Linked DNA regions of Homo sapiens: region 2 is linked to region 1. Evidence: read pairs that join two places in POLR2A ChIA-PET (ENCODE). Cell type or tissue: K562. All regions are shown on one strand. Links, peaks and the distances in the headings refer to the core of each region. The heading gives the core; the rest is flanking DNA.

The links. Peaks named below come from ENCODE experiments on the same cell type or tissue, not always from the same donor. Only the 100,000 strongest peaks of a DNase experiment are listed, where the experiment ranks them.
Region 2: POLR2A ChIA-PET joins it to region 1 with 6 read pairs; 2 of 35 experiments call an interaction of 5 or more read pairs at or near these places.

What each region holds. Positions count from the first base shown.
Region 1 is chr22:22,908,175-22,916,163 of GRCh38, forward strand. It overlaps IGL, IGLJ4, the pseudogene IGLC4, IGLJ5 and the pseudogene IGLC5. Among named protein-coding and RNA genes, the nearest start is that of IGLL5, 24 kb to the left of the region's middle. RefSeq lists an enhancer at 130-319 and a silencer at 4,913-5,083. In K562, for the core only: no CTCF peak of the experiment used is centred there; DNase peaks (open chromatin) are centred at 2,602 and 3,710; H3K27me3 peaks cover 3,760 bases.
Region 2 is chr22:22,826,941-22,835,312 of GRCh38, forward strand. The region is part of intron 3 of LOC105372948 (a long non-coding RNA gene); the gene reads right to left. It also overlaps IGL. Among named protein-coding and RNA genes, the nearest start is that of MIR650, 8.4 kb to the left of the region's middle. In K562, for the core only: no CTCF peak of the experiment used is centred there; no DNase peak of the experiment used is centred there.

The DNA of each region.
Region 1 (7,989 bases), core at 1,659-5,658:
GGCCTACTCCCTCCCTCAATCATGTGGTTCAGCCCCTCCATGTGCACCTACACCCTGATGTCAGAGACACAATCATCCCAGGGTCCCTGACAGCGAGTGAGGTGGCCTTGGGAGATGCACTTCCCAGCCCTCCTCATCAGTCTTGGGCACTGTCAGGCCCCTTCTTGGTGCCTCCAGCACATCAGCGGTGTGGCAGGTGCCTTCACCAGAGCTGCTGGGTGGCCAGGCCAGGCCTGAGACAGAGCCTGCAAGGGCAGAGAACTCTAGGGCCATAGTGGGGCAGAGAAGGGGTTCCTCTTGGAGCCTAATCATAGAACCCCTGCCTCAAGTCACAACCTACAAGTTAGAAGGAAACTTAAGGGTCCTGATTCCCACCACCCTGTCTGGCCCCATTTCATAGATGTGAACGCTGAGACCCCTATAGCAAAGAGGACCGCTTTGATCTCCACCTTCTCAATGGCCCTGCTGGGTAGGATCCCCTCTGGATGTCCCCTGGTGCTGTCCCAAGACTAATCTCTCTAATTACTGCCTTGTAAGATATTACGGAAACTGACAGCAAGAAAATAAAAAAACAGGATAATACAGCTCATGTTGACCCACCCACAATCAAGTAACCTCTTTTACACAGTTGTTTGAAGCAAATTGTAGACATCATGTCCATTAGTCTAAATATTCCATTTGTGTCTCTAAAAATATGGACCCCCCCCAAAAAACTACATTCTTACAAACCTAAATATAAATATCTAATTCTTTCATATCAAAAAAAGAATGTTTCCCATCAAATACTTCACAAATATCCTATGCTTCTTTCACTAGACCTGTGTTTGTGTTGTTGTTATTCTGTGGTTTTCCATTTCATTTCTATGAGGATTCAATATGGTTTGAAATTGTGACTGGTGACTGTGTTTTTAGACCTGTTCTGTCTGCAGGTATCTTCCTCATTGATTTTTAATTTCCTTGCAAGGCAGGAGCTACAGGAGCTGGGGGTTGGTCCCAGGACCTTCCCATGGTCAGGATACAGCCTGTGGCCTCCCCAAGCTGGAAACAAGCGCTCCTCTCTGCTTCTGCGTTTCCTGAAAATTGGTTCTTGGCCAGAAAGGTTTAACAAGGCTCAGTGTGACTTTTCAGCAAGACCGCTTGGCTACTGGGCTCCCATGTGGGGTCATCTATTTGTGACGTTAGCTGGGCTTCACACTTTGTATCCAGTGCCATTAGATGGTATATGGATGCAAGGTGACTGCATTTCAGTTCGACCACCTTTTCCTTCTACTGACTGTCTGTAAAAGGTGTGCCCTCATATGTTCTTTGCTCCTCTGGGAGTGTGATTCTTATTTCAGTAAGAAATAGCATAGACATGTTGAGTCTTTCCTTTCATTTAGCATCTTAATAATGATGACCATGTTGCCTGCCATCTCGTGAAGATGAACAATTATTTCATGGTGAGCTCAAAGTTATGTTACTGTATGTGACTCACTTGAGTCCACCATGGTTCTATTTCATTGATGATGACAATGACCCACCGTGGCCCACTCAGTGCCTCTTCTGGTGGCCCCAGGATCCTCCTGAAGGAACCCAGGAGACCTCGATGGCTTTCCGCTCTCTGTTCACAATCTATCCTGGGCACATCTTTCTCCTGCCTTGTGCCTGGAATTGCCCATTAACCCCAAGTGGACTAGTCCCCATAACTGGGAGGTGGGATTTAGTGACCACACTTGGGGTGCTTCTCACACAGCCCTTTTGAGTCAGACACTCCAGACATACCCAGAAATGAGACAAGACCCTGAAAGGGTAACAGGGGCTTGCTTCCAACTTCTCCCTGGAGGTTGAGGCTGGCATTTCATACTAAAACCTAGTGAGACCCATCCCAAACTAAGACAACACAAGGAGGACGGAAGTGAGACGCCCTGGAGTTGTGGTTGTGGTCACGTTGGAGCTTCCCATGACTGCTGACTCTGGGGCAAGCTGCCCCTCCTCTAAGGCACTCACTGGGGACACCTGAGGACGCCTCCTGCTCTTACCCTGTAGTCACACCAAGAGATCAGGGTTACAACAACCCTATAGAGAATCCCTGTCCCCTTCCATGTCACTTCACTCCTTCGTGAAGCAAATGCCCTCAAGGAGCTCATTCCCATTCCTGGGTCACAGTCACCTGGAAAACCTGATCCAGACACCAACCTCCTCAGGCCTCGCCATTTCCAGACGTCCCGTTACTGCATACGCTTGGTCGACTGTCCCATCTCAGCTTGAGAAGGGCAGGCAGGTGTGTGGACTCTGCTGAGCAAATGCCTTCCAGGGGCAGTGGTCTGGCTTCCTGCACCATAGCTTCAGGTGGGGGATGGGGAGGGGGAGTTAGGGGCCCCAGGGAAGAGTTTTTGTATGAACCTGTGTCACCGCATTTTGTATTTGGTGGAGGAACCCAGCTGATCATTTTAGATGAGTCTCTTCTTCCCTTTCTTTCCCTGCCAAGTTGGTGACAATTTTATTCTGATTTCGATCTTTGTCTGTGACTTGCCACAGCCTGTGGTCAGGGTTTCCTTTGGGACCTCGGTCCTGGGAGGCTGATCTCTCTCCTCCCTATTCAGACCCCTGTATGCCTCAGCTGGTCACTGAGACACCTTCATCTCCTCTGACCCCAGAGGCAGGGAGCTCCAAGACAAGGCCACACTGGTGTGTCTCATGAGTGACTTCTACCCGAGAGCCATGACAGTGGCCTGGAAGATAGATGGCATCACCATCACCCAGGGTGTGGAGACCACCACACCCTCCAAACAGAGCAACAAGTATGCGGCCAGCAGCTACCTAAGACTGGCACCCGACAGTGGAAGTCCCACAACCTCTACAGCTGCCAGGTCACGCATGAAAGGAACACTGTGGAGAAGACAGTGGCCCCTGCAGAATGTTCTTAGGTCCCCGACCCTCACCTACCCACGGGGGCCTAGAGCTGCAGGATCAGGGCATGTGTCTCCCCTCCCACTCCAAGTCATCCAGCCCTTCTCCCTGCACCCAGTAACCCTCAATAAATATCCTCATTGTCAACCAGAAATCCTGCTGTCTGTCTTCATTTCTTATCTCATATTTAGTTTGCAACCTCCTTAAATTCTAAGCAAGGATGAGGAAAATCCAGGTGCCCAGTTTATCGGGTGAGAAGTCCATGGTGGTGCCATCACCAGGAACTTGTGGAAAGGTCTGGGAATGGAAACTCACAGGTGAATTTCACAGATTTTCACAATACAGGGTGGCTAAGTAAAGACACTTACAAGTCCTGCAATAGGGAAACAGGAAGTCCAGAATCCTGCTCACCATCCCAGCCAACTTAGTGAGCCCTAGGATGCTCTGCAAGATACTGGTGTTCACGTCGCTAGCTCTGGAAAGTGGGGTGAGGCTGGGGCACACGGGTGATCAGTTATGATCAGATGGGCTTAGGGTGAGGTTCAAAGTTAACCAGCACGTGGCTGAGATCTCAACCATGAAGTTCCCAATTCTAAAGTCAGGCTCTGGGGTGGAGTGAGTATGTGCTTGGTGTGTGGCTGAGCCTGTGATGGTCAGCTCGTGTGAGGGGAGGACTCCTGTGGACTGAGACAAATGAGCAAAGACACCATCCCAGGCACAGAACGGGCATCCCATGGTTGTCGGGGAGAGTCTGTGTCAGAGTCTCATTCTGGACTAGAGTCAAGGCTGGGTCACGCAAGGTCAGCACAGGGTGAACATGACCTAGGGGCTATCTATAGGCAAAGTCAGGCTTTCACGGGATCTCAACTGCCCCAAACACCCCCATCCCACCAGGCCCCACTCCCTCTGTCACTCACGTTGTTCCGTCCCCTCACCCCCTGCACCATGGTGCACCGGCAGCCTCACTCAGAGACACCCTCATCCCGGGGTCCCTGACAGTGGGCAATTTGGTCCCTTGAAGGCCTTGACAGGCTCGGTTAATCCATAGTGCCCGGGCTGGGACCCCCACTGTTTCTGGTTCATCAGGGACATGGCAGCAGCTGCTGGATGGCCAGCCAGGACAGGAACAGAGCTGCAAGGCCTGGGGGCTTTTTCCACAATGATACACAAAGAGAGGGGCCCCTTTGGAGCTCAGTCCCAGCCACCCCTGCCCCAAATCACAGCCGTGAGCTGAATTGAATTTCAGGTGCCCAGAGTCCCTCAGCCTCTGTTTGACCCATTTCACAGCTATGAAAATTCAAGCCCATGGGAGACACTGTCCCAAGCTTCACCCTCTCTATAAGTTGTACATTTTTATGATGAAGATCTCTGAACACAAAAATAGGGAGACAGAAGAATAGTAATGACTCCAAGGTTCCCATCAGCCAGTCCGCAGCATCATCCATTTTCAGATAATGCGGACCCACCCACAGCAGAATAACTAAACTACTCCTTCAAGCAAGGGTGTGAAGCAAATGCTAGTCATCACACACACAACTGGAGAGAATATCAAGGATTTCTTGACATCAAAAATAGTTAATGAGAGTCTTATCAAATGTCTTGTGAATATCATTGTGTCTATTTTTGTCGACTTTGTGGTGCTGTTGCATATTTGTGATTTAATTTCATTTCTATGTGGATTAATACTTGACGTTATCATTGGTGAATGTGTTTTTAGACCCATTCCATCTGCAGGTGTCTCCCAAATTGCTCTAGCTTTCCCTGGCAAGGCAGGAGCTGCAGGAGCAGAGAGCTGGTCCCGGGACCTCCCACAGTCGGGATGCAGGCGCCACCTCCCTGAGCAGGAACCCAGTGCTTCCCTCAACCTCTCTTTTCCTGAAAAATGGTTCTAGCATCAAGAGGCTCAAGGGGGTTCAGGCTGGACATTGGCAAACTCGCTTCCCAGGACACGTGGCTACTTCCAGCAAAGCCACCCATGTTGTGTTGTCATTCTTTCAGTGACATTAGCTGCATTTGATGATCAATAACTTCGCGCCTCAGATGAGAAGGAAGGCAGATGGTCAAGACTTCGGTCCACCTCCTTCTCATGAGGGCTTCCAGAAGGGAGGGCACAGCAGCTGCACCGTGCGCTCAGGAGTGTGCTTCATGCTTTGGGAAGAAGAAAAAATGTACATTCTTCCCTTTTGTTCACCACTTTGATAACTGATGATCTGGTGCCCAGCCATCCTCCAGGGCGCACAGCACAATGTAGTACCGGAGTGAGCTCTAGCGTGTGAGGACATCTGACATGTGGGCTCCACTGCAGATATACTGAATTGCAATGACAATGCGGCTACAAAACATAAACATTTACCCACTGGGCGCCTCCTCAGGTGGCATCTGATTTTCTCCCATTGCCCCAGGAGCTTCCATGGCTCCTGATTTCTCGGAGGATGAGAGGTTCTGTCTCATCATGTCCCTTTCCTGCCCCAGGCCTGGGATCCCGCACTGACCTCACCTCCCTTAGCAGAAGGTGATATTTGGAGACCACACTCGGGAGCTCCTTTATGTCCCTCACATTTGAATAAGGCAGTGGCAGCCACTACCCCACCTCACCCACCAAAATGAGACCAGGTTGAGGGGTGCAGGAGATCCTTCCATTTTACCCTGGAGGATGGGGCTGGCATTTCCAGTGGGGACCAGCCAGGCCTCACTGGCCAGGCCCATCCCAACTAGGACAAGCCCAGGGAAGGCTGGGCTGAGGCTCCTGGAGTCACAGATAGGTTCATGGGAAGCTTCCCAAGACACCGCACTCTAGGGTAACCAGCTTCTTCCTGGAGGGAGAGGGCACTCTCTGCATCACCCCAGGGCGTCACCAAGCAGTCAGTGTCGAGTCAGCTCCACCAGGGAGACCATTTATCCCTGACCATGGGAGTTCACTCCTAGTGACACAGTGCCCTCCAATAAACTCATCCCCATGGCTGCATGATGGTTGGTGGGAAAACCAAATCCACTGTCCTCCAGGAACCAGGATTTCTAGGGATCCTGCTGGTCACAGGATGTCAGCTGTCCCCTTCTCTCTGTGGGGGTGAGTGTGGCAGCCGTGTGAACTCCCTCATGAGCAGATGCCACCAGGGGCTGTGGCCTCAGCTTCCTCCATCACAGCTGCAGCGGGGGTTGGGGGTAGAGGCGTCCAGAGAGGGTTTTTGTATGAGCCTGTGTCACAGCACTGGGTGTTTGGTGAGGGGACCGAGCTGACCGTCCTAGATGAGTCTTTTCCCCCTCCTTCCCTGGTCTCCCCAAGGTACTGGGAAATTTTCTGCTGCTTTTGTTCTTTTCTGTATCTTGTGTTGACCTGTGGTGATGCTTTCTCTCTGGAGCCTAGGCCCTGGTCAAGGACCTCTCCCCTCCCTGTTTAGACCCTTACCTCAGTGGGTCACCAAGACCCCTTCACCTCTGACCTCAGATGTAGGGCACTAGACTGGATGACCTACTGAGACTCATCTGTCTGTCTGTCTGCCAGAGCCAGGCTGCTTCCCTAAAACTTGCTCAGTTCTGTCCTCCCCCACCTGGGCTTCTGTCTAACGAACTTTGTGCAAGGGAAACTGAGGCCCCATCTCATGAGGGAGAGGGAACAAGGGGCTCGAAGGAGTGACCACCTGGTGGACTTTAGAAGGACCTGAAACCCTCAGAGCCAAGATAGGGGAATGAAAACTCAGAGTCTCAGGGCCCAGTCCCCTGGACTGTGGGACTCTGGATCCAGGCTGGGAACAAGGTAGGAGGTGCAGGGGCCTCTCCAGGTTTCTGTGGGCTCCCAGGGAGAGAGCCCTGAGCTGGCCTGGGACCCATGAAGCCCTGTCAGGAGGGACGGGAAGGCTCTGGACATGAAGGAGCCAGGTGAAGTGTCACGAAAGGCCATGGCATTCAGGGAGGTGGCTGATGGGTCTCTGTGGGAGGCACCCCTAGAAGCAGGAACCCCTGAGTTCACCGACAGGCATATCCCAAGGCAGAAAAACTGTAGATTGGCCCTAAACACAGAGAGACTCTAACACAGACTCCACAGACAAAGAGCCCAGGACAGACAGACAGTGGGACTTGGGTGAGCAAAGGCCCTGACTCCACTGCAGAAGATCCAGGAGAGACGGATGTGGGTACAAACAAGAGCTCTTACGTGAGAGACCCACTCTCCCCCAACCCAGAGCAGCTGTGTCAGGTGAGAAAAGTTTCCAGAGTGAATCTAACAAGAGGCTCACAGAGCTCAGAGAACACAGCCAGAGCCGGATCACGTCAGGATGACAGGGTGAGGCAGCGCCAGGCAATTGAAGGTCCACTGTCTATACAAAAGCCCAAGTCCTTGGAAGATTTCCAAACAGGCGATGGGCAGGGGCCAAGCTCAGAGGTTTTCTGACTGACAGAGTTCTTTTAGGAACATGATGTCACACCCTTCTGAGACAGTGTGGACCACATCTGAGAGGTCCTGCACTGGTACTGGGGGGCCTGAACACTCCTCATGCACTGAGGTCAGGGGCTCCCCAGGTGGACACCAGGACTCTGACCTCCTGCCCCTCATCCATTCTGCAGGTCCGCTCAAGGCCACCCCCTTGGTCACTCTGTTCCCGCCCTCCTCTGAGGAGCTCCAAGCCAACAAGGCCATGCTGGTGTGTCTCATAAATGACTTCTACCCAGGAGCCATAGAAGGAAAATGGCACCCTAGTCACCAAGGGCATAGAGACAACCACACCCTCCACACAGAGCAACAACAACTATGCGGCCAGCAGCTACCTGAGCCTGACGCCCGAGCAGTGGAAGTCCCACAGAAGCTACAGCTGCCAGGTCACGCACAAAGAAAGTACCATGGAGAAGACAATGGCCCATGCAGAATGTTCTTAGGCCCCCGACCCTCACCCCACCCACAGGGGCCTGGAGCTGCAGGATCCCAGGGCAGAGGTGTTCCCTCCCACCCCAAGTCATCCAGTCCTTCTGCCGACACCCAATAAACCCTCAATAAATGTCCTCCTTGTCAATCAGAAAACATGCTGTCTGCTCATTTTTGTTTATCCACTTTCCATCCTAAATTTTTTTATCTCCAAAGATCAACAGAATCCTTTGGACTTGTGACAA
Region 2 (8,372 bases), core at 1,937-5,936, 81 kb before region 1:
CTTAAAATATTTTACACAGTTTGACTCTTTGTCAACATATGGCTCTTTTCAAAACACCATTTGACACCCAGACATAACCCGCTGCTAATGATTACAAAATTCAATTTTATTAGCATTTAAATTATTACTTTAAATTATTTCAAGAATGCATGGATGTGATTTCCCCCACATCTAACTCACAAATGTTGCTGATGCTGACTTGCTCTTTTCTTTCAGTCTTAGCAAATAAAGAGGGAGTTTACTTTTCTTGATACCAGAAGATAACAGGAGAAAGTAGGTGAAACTCCCGAAAGCTGTTATCGTTTCCACCCTCAGGATGAATCACACAAGGAGTCACCTGCACTTCATTTGGATGATAAATAAATGAGATGGATCTTAGAGTTGGTGCTGATCTAGTCAATGATTTGGGATGTTGGGCTGAGGTGAATGTGTTTCACAGGTGAGAAAGACATGAGTTTTAGAGTCCATAGTGTGGAGGGTTATTGGCTGAAGTGTGCCCCGAGAATTCATACAATGAAGCTCTAATCACAGTGCATGAATGAATTGGAACATAGGGTCTTTAATGGGGTGATTAAGTGAAAATGAAGCCAGTAGGATGGGTTCTTTTCTATCTGACAGGTGTCCTCTGAAGATGAAGAAATTTGAGCACACAGAAATGAGACACCATAGATGAGCATGCAGAGGAAAGATCACGTGAGGACACAGAAGAAGGGAGTGATTTGCAAGCCAAGGAGATGTTACAGTAGATAACTAGGCAGACGTGACAGGGCAGGAGACCCCCTGCCCCAGGAATGTCACGCAAGCATCAGATGATGGTCAGGTAGTTGTTAAAACTGTCTCTGTGAATTAATAATTAGTCACAGCCGGCACCAAGGAAAGGCGGTCTCCCAATAGATAGAAAATACCTGAAGCTGGTGATCAGCAGCTTTCTGATAAGATCTCAGGCCTTGGGTGAGTGGGCTCAAGCAGGCAAACTAAAAGGCAAAACAGAGGCCAGGCATGGTGGCTCACCCCTGTAATCCCAGCACTTTGGGAGGCCGAGGTGGGCCAATCACTTGAGGTCAGGAGCTCTAGACCAGCCTGACCAACATGGTGAAACCCTGTCTCTACTAAAAATGCAAAAATTAGCCAGGTGTGGTGGTGCATGCCTATAATCCCAGCTACTCAGAAGGCTGAGCCAGGAGAATCACTTGAACCTGGGAGATGGAGGCTGCAGTGAGCCGAGATTGCATCACTGCACCCCAGCCCAGGTGACAGAGCAAGGGTCCTTCAAAAAAAAAAATGCAAAATAGCAGAGTTTAACCTGGATCTGAGACTCCCATGCTGCCCTTCCCTCCAGCCCTACAGGCAGGCTCTGCAGAGAGTGAATCACCAGTAAATACACAAACAAATATGATTACGTTCCTTTTGTTTAAGAAGTAGAGGAATGGGCCGGGCGCGGTGGCTCACGCCTGTAATCCCAGCACTTTGGGAGGCCGAGGCGGGTGGATCATGAGGTCAGGAGATCGAGACCATCCTGGCTAACAAGGTGAAACCCCGTCTCTACTAAAAATACAAAAAATTAGCCGGGCGCGGTGGCGGGCGCCTGTAGTCCCAGCTACTCGGGAGGCTGAGGCAGGAGAATGGCGTGAACCCGGGAAGCGGAGCTTGCAGTGAGCCGAGATTGCGCCACTGCAGTCCGCAGTCCGGCCTGGGCGACAGAGCGAGACTCCGTCTCAAAAAAAAAAAAAAAAAAAAAAAAAAAAAAAAAAAAGAAGTAGAGGAATGATTGAATATATTAAGTGAAAATAAGGAATACCAACACAAAGAAAAATTTAACTGTAAGTATGGTTAAAAATACACTGGGTGAGATAGACAAGTTAGATGTCGCAAAACAAGAGATTAGCAAACTGTATAGTGTAACACTAGAAACTATTCAAAATGAAACACATAGCAAAAAATAACGATAAAAATAAACAGCATCAATGAGATGTAGGAGAACTTCAGACAGGCTAATATACGTGTAATTGAAGTCCTCAGAATAGAAGATGGGGTAAGAATGAAAAGAAAAAATATTTGAATGAATAATGACAAAATATGTTCCACATTTGGTGAAAACCATAAACTGATATAACCCAGAAGCTCGATAAAACTTAAGCATAGGAAACACAAAGAAAACAACTCCAAAACACATCATAATCAAATTAATAAAATCTAGTGATGAAAAGTAGTCATTTAGGACAAAACTACAAAGAGCAGATTTCTCATTAGGAGCAATGCAAGCAAGAAGATAGTGAAGCAATGTCTTGAAAATAATAACATGCAAAATCCAACAACCTTGAATTCTTTATCCACCAGAAACATCTTTCAAAACTGGAGGCAAAATAAGACTTTTTCAGACATGTGAAATCCTACAGAATTGATCACCATTAGACTCTCGCTATTAGAAATGATAAAGGACACCCCTAAACAGAAAGAAAATAATCCTACATTGAAATGTGGTTTGACACAAAGAAATGAAAAATCAGATATGGTAGCTACCTGGATCAATTAGAAACCTCTGTATTATGTAATGTCTATAAAAAGAACAGTAATGTCTATAAAGAGAACTGTTCAGAGAAAAATTAATAAGAATACATTATGATTTGTAATAAAAATAAAAGCAAACTATATGACAAAGCAGAAAAGCGAAGGTGGGTGAAGAACATGTAATAATGGTTTTGTACTATATGTGAATATATAATAGCACCTGAAGGTAGATTTTGGTAAGTTATGTATTTACTGTATACCCTAAAACAACCATTAAAATAAAACCCTCAACAAAAAAGAAATATGGCTAGTACGCTATATTAGGCTTGTCCACCAAAAATTAATAGGATATGTATGGATATGAATATATATGTATAATGTATCTATATGGTGAGAGAGACAGACAGAAACTTATTTTAAGAAGCTGGTTCATACAATAGTGGTGGCTGATGGACAAAATCTGTTGGGCAGGCTATAGGCTGGAAATTTAGGTAAGAGTTGATATTGCCGTCCTGAGTTCAAATTCTGCAAGAAGCTAATGTTTCCCCAAGACAGCATCAGCTGTTATTATGCACACTGGCTCCAAATCGAGGAAAGTGTCCCCCCTGACCATTAGCAGAGCTCATGCCAAGAACAAGGCTGATCATTAACATCAATCACTGGGAAACTTCAGTATTTATTCTAAAAACCTTGAACTCATTAATGAGACTCACACACATTGTGGAAAGTAGTATTGATACAGGAGACAGAAATTATTTAGGCAGATAGTGAGGGTGACAGGGTCCTCAGCAGAGCTTCTCATCTAACAAAAAGCAGCCCTAAAAATCATTTCTTTTATAACAAAGAGCAGCCTGAAAAAACCGTGCTGCAAACATAGATAAGCAAGCTGGAAGCTTGCATGGGGCAATGCCAGCAGCTATGCCAATAGAAAAGTACTACCTGGGGGTCAGCCATGTCCAACATGGAGGCTCCATCTTCCCTTTTTTTGTCACCATGTGTATAGCAATAGAGAAATGGGCAACATGGAGCAGCTCAGGCAGATAACCCACCTGCGTAATAACAGATTAGGGCAGGGTTGGCCAGAAATGTGCACCCTATGCAAATGGTACACCTAGTCCTAATCAGTTTTTCATGCCCTGTGCAAGTAGCACACCTGGTCTAACCAGTCTTTGACACCCACCTTATGTAGATCAGATACTGCCTCCTCACCAGCTCATCTATAAAATTCCCTACATTTCACTGCAGATCCGGCAACCCATTTTTCTGGGTCCCCTCTCTGCAGCAGAGAGCTATTATCTTTCTTTCACCTATTAAACTTCTGCTGTCAACCTCATTTGTTGTCAGATCATGTCCTAGTTTTCCATGGCCCTGAGACAATGAACTTTGAGTATTCACCCCAGACAATGAGGCTATTTCAATATGCTTATACAAAGTCTACTGGTTTGAATATTTATCACATTTGAAAAATATCTTCATGACAATGTCTACACTGGTGCTTAACAAAATCAACCTGGTACCATGTCTTAGCCAATCTGACACTTAAAATTCACCACCACTTAAGCCAGGAGCTAAAGAAAACCAATTTTTAAAAATAAATTTCAAAAGAGAGAAAAAGGAAAGAGGAACAATGAACATATAAGACAAATAGAAAAAAAGAGCAAGATGGTATATTTTAACAAAGTATATTCCTAATCACATTAACTATAAATGGTCTAAATACCACAATTAAAAGGCAGGTATTATCATCTATATTCTAAAGGAGTTCAGGTAGGGTTGGTATGCTTTCTTCCATAAAAATGTGATACCAGTGAAGCTATTTGGGTATAGGTGGGCTTTTCTTAGCACGGAGATTTTAAATTGCTACTTTAATATCTTTAAGTGTCATAGACTTATTCAGATTTTCTATGTATTCATGAGTCAATTTTCATAATTTATGTCTTTCCAGAAATTTTACTTCATTTATCTATAATTTTGGCATTTACTGTTCATAATATTCCCTATAACCATTCTCACCCTTTTAGTGTCTATAGTGATGTCATTATTTTAGTCATGGTTTTGGCAACTTGTGTTTCTTTTTCTTTTTTTTATCATGGTCACTTTACCTAAAGATAAAAATCTATTGATTTTATTAATCTTTTTGAAGAGCCAAGTGTTTTTTTTTTTTTTTTTGAGGTTTTCTATTGTTTTCCTATTTTCTATTTCATGAATGTTTGGCTGTGATCCCTATTATTACCCTCTATTCACTTAGAATTTGAATGTTCACCTTTTTTAGGTTTATGAGGTAGAAGCTTAGATTATTTTCTTTAATTCTTTCTTCTTTCCAATACTAAGCATTTAATGCCATAGTTTTTCTTCAAAGCAGACTTAGCTGCATTCCTTAAATTTTAATATGTTGTGTTTTTATGTTTAAAAAGGTTCAGTATCTTCTAATTTATGTTGTGATTTTTCTTTGATTCATGGATTACTTAACAGTCTGTTCTTTCACTTTCAAATAATTGAAGATTTCCTATGGTTCTTCCGGTATTAATTCAAGTTAATTAGTTAATTCTGCATTAAATTATATCTTCTATGATTTTCATCCTTTCAAATTTATCAATATTTGATTTATAGCCTAAACTATGAACTATCATGAAAAATGTTCCATATGTATTTGAAAAGATAACATGTATTCTGCTGTTGTGGGTGCAGTTTTCTACAAATTTATTATAATTAAGATAACTTGGCAAATGGTTCAAATCTATATTCTTACTAGATTTCTGTGTAGTTATTTTGTAGATCTCTGAGACAGAGCTATTGAAATGAACAACACAAACTGTAGAATTTCCCAATGATTATTTTGAGAGAGATCATTTTTAAAATCATGGATCTAAATAATTTATTCTCCTCACAAAATGTCTTCTATGATTTCCAAATACTAATCAAGGGAAGAAGGCAGAGTTAAACTCACACTTGTAGATACCACGGGAACAGTGAGTGATCATGTGATGTGCCTCCAGAGGTTAGGCTAATGTAGTTAGAGTGGTTTATATTTATTTATTTATTTATTTATTTATTTATTTATTTATTTATTTAGACAGAGTCTCGCTCTGTCACCCAGGCTGGAGTGCAGTGGCGCTATCTCGGCTCACTGCAAGCTCCGCCTCCCAGGTTCATGCCATTCTCCTGCCTCAGCCTCCTGAGTAGCTGGGACTACAGGCACCCGCCACCACGCCCAGCTAATTTTTTGTATTTTTTAGTAGAGACGGGGTTTCACTGTTAGCCAGGATGGTCTCGATCTCCTGATCTCGTGATCCGCCCACCTGGGCCTCCCAAAGTGCTGGGATTACAGGCGTGAGCCACCGCACCCGGCTGGTTTTTTTTTTTTTTTTAAATCACACAGTTGGGCTAAAATATCCATGAAAAAATTTGAAGCATGTACCTTGAATAAAATATGAAAATCAAAAAAGTTAATTGCACACGTACAACATTGTTACCACGGTGCCTGCCGCATGGGAAATGAACAACAAGTGTTATTAATTCAATTCTATTTTCTTACACATTCAATGAATATGTATTGAAACAAATTCACTGAATGGTCCCAGATACTGAATAGGTCCTTGAGATGTACTGGCAAACAAGACAAAAAAAAAAATACATGTTCTCCGGGTGGCCTCATGGAAGATGGTGGAGTAAGAAGCTCCAAGAAATGGTCCCTCCTGTGATATAACTATTGAAGTGGCAAGAACCATCAGCATTCACTCTAATAAAACTATGGTATCTCATCCCATATTTGCAGCATCCAGGGAAGAGCTGAAGAAGAAAGAGACAGGCTTAAGGAAGTCTCTGTCAGGTAGATCTCTGACCACAGAGATAACTGAACAGAAATTTCGTGGATCACTCTGACAAGAAAGGTAGTCCTTGCGAAAATATTCAGGAAAAGTCACAACACAAATAAACAACTGCACCCCTCAGATGAACAACTGCACAATATCAGCCAAGGGGCATAATCTGATAATCTGATCCTGGGAGTTAACAACATCACAATATTCAAAATACTCAGATCTCAACAAAAATTTGCACAGCATACAAAGTCACAAGAGAGCACGACTCATTCCCAGGAAAATAATCGACTGAAAATCTTCCTTAAGAAGCATTCATTTGCTCCCATCTTCTCCCTTGGTTATATAACACGTCCTTCCACATATACTTGATTAGAGCTTGTGCCCCACAAACATGCCTGGCATGTACATTAGTGACTTCTGAGAGGGAGGTGGGGGCAGGAAACAGTCCCTCTGGATACATTTCGCATCACATGAACCAGTGAACACATCTCTGCAAGGTCCTGCATTCTAATAAACAAGATTTTTCTGTTTAAAAGAAAACTTAAGTCTTTCAGAAAACTGCATTTCAAAAGGGAACCTTGTCTCTGCTGCTTGGGCTGCAGTGAGGACAGATTTACTAAGTGCTGGTTGCTGTGTTTTGTCTTCTAGTGTGGGTACACACATCTAGAAAAGTTTTAAAGAAGATTGGGGAACCCCCACCCAGCACTGGTGGGACTTTGAGTTTGCTACGGTTGTGAACAGAACATGGAACAGAGGACAAGGTGGCCCCTCCTGAAGATGAGAGTTTTGCTTCTTGCTGGAAGTCCCTGGACTCCTGGAGTGTTCTCAGGGGACCTCTTAACAGGATCTCAAGGGAAAGAATCCAGGGTACTGGATCCACACAATCAACCTCACGGATTTCTGAGTAGGTCATTAACCTATCATGCCTTTAGCGTTATCTCAAATTATACATGGTATCATCTCAACTAATGTCTAAAACAATATACGGCATAGATATCTAAAGAACTAGTGGTACATGGAGGATGGCTTTCTACCTCTGAGCCCTAGAAGGGACTGTGGGCCTTGGTTTGGGGACTCTAATGACTCTAAGTCCCCTGGTAGTGCTCAAGTGCAAAGGGAATGACTGACGCTTTTTTTGAGGCCCCTTCTATTGTGTAAAATTTATTCTGTACTTGTGACACCCACCTGGTCCTTCTTCTGAACATGGGAAATTGCCAAGATGAAGTCTCCAGGCTAACGGCTCAGACAGGAGCTCAGATAAACATGCTGGGAAGTGGAGAGCAAATTGACATTCAAAGCTCCTCCCAACAAGCTTCAAGAAGAGGGTAACACAAGAAGTCCTTGTAACCAGGTTCCACGGGGCAGCCTCAAGCAGAGCTCTTGGAAGTCCCTCCCACCACGGTCTGGGTCTCCTTCTACCTCCTGCCCTTCATTTTCTCCACAGGTCAGAACATCCAGGGAATTCAGGGAAACCCTTTCACTGCTATTTCTCCACAAGCTCCAATCCTCAGGGGCATTCTTTCCAGTTCTCCCGAGCATTCGGCATCATTCATGAAATTCTATGTTTCCAGGTCTCTGTGCTCTGGCTGTGCTAACTCAGCCCCCGTCTGCATCTGCCTCACTGGGAGCCTCAGTCAAGCTCACCTGCACCCTGAGCAGTGAGCACAGTACCTACATCATCAAATGGTATCAACAGAGACCAGAGAGGTCCCCCTAGTATATAATGAAGTTTCACAGCGATGGCAGACACAGAAAGGAGGACAGGATCCCCAATTGCTTCTCGGGCTCCAGCTCTGGGGCTGACTGCTCCCTCACCATGTCCAACCTCCAGTCTGAGGACGAGGCTGAGTATCACTATGGAGAGAGCCACAAGATTGATGGCCAGGATGGGTGAGCCACACACAGTGACACAAAGGGAAAGTGAGGCCAAAACCCCCCACCTCCCCTTTCTCCTCAGGGACTCAGAGTCAGCAGTCACATGTCCCCTTCCAAGTCCCTGAGACTTCTGACTCTCCTCCTGCAGAGACACCCCTAGGCAGAGGC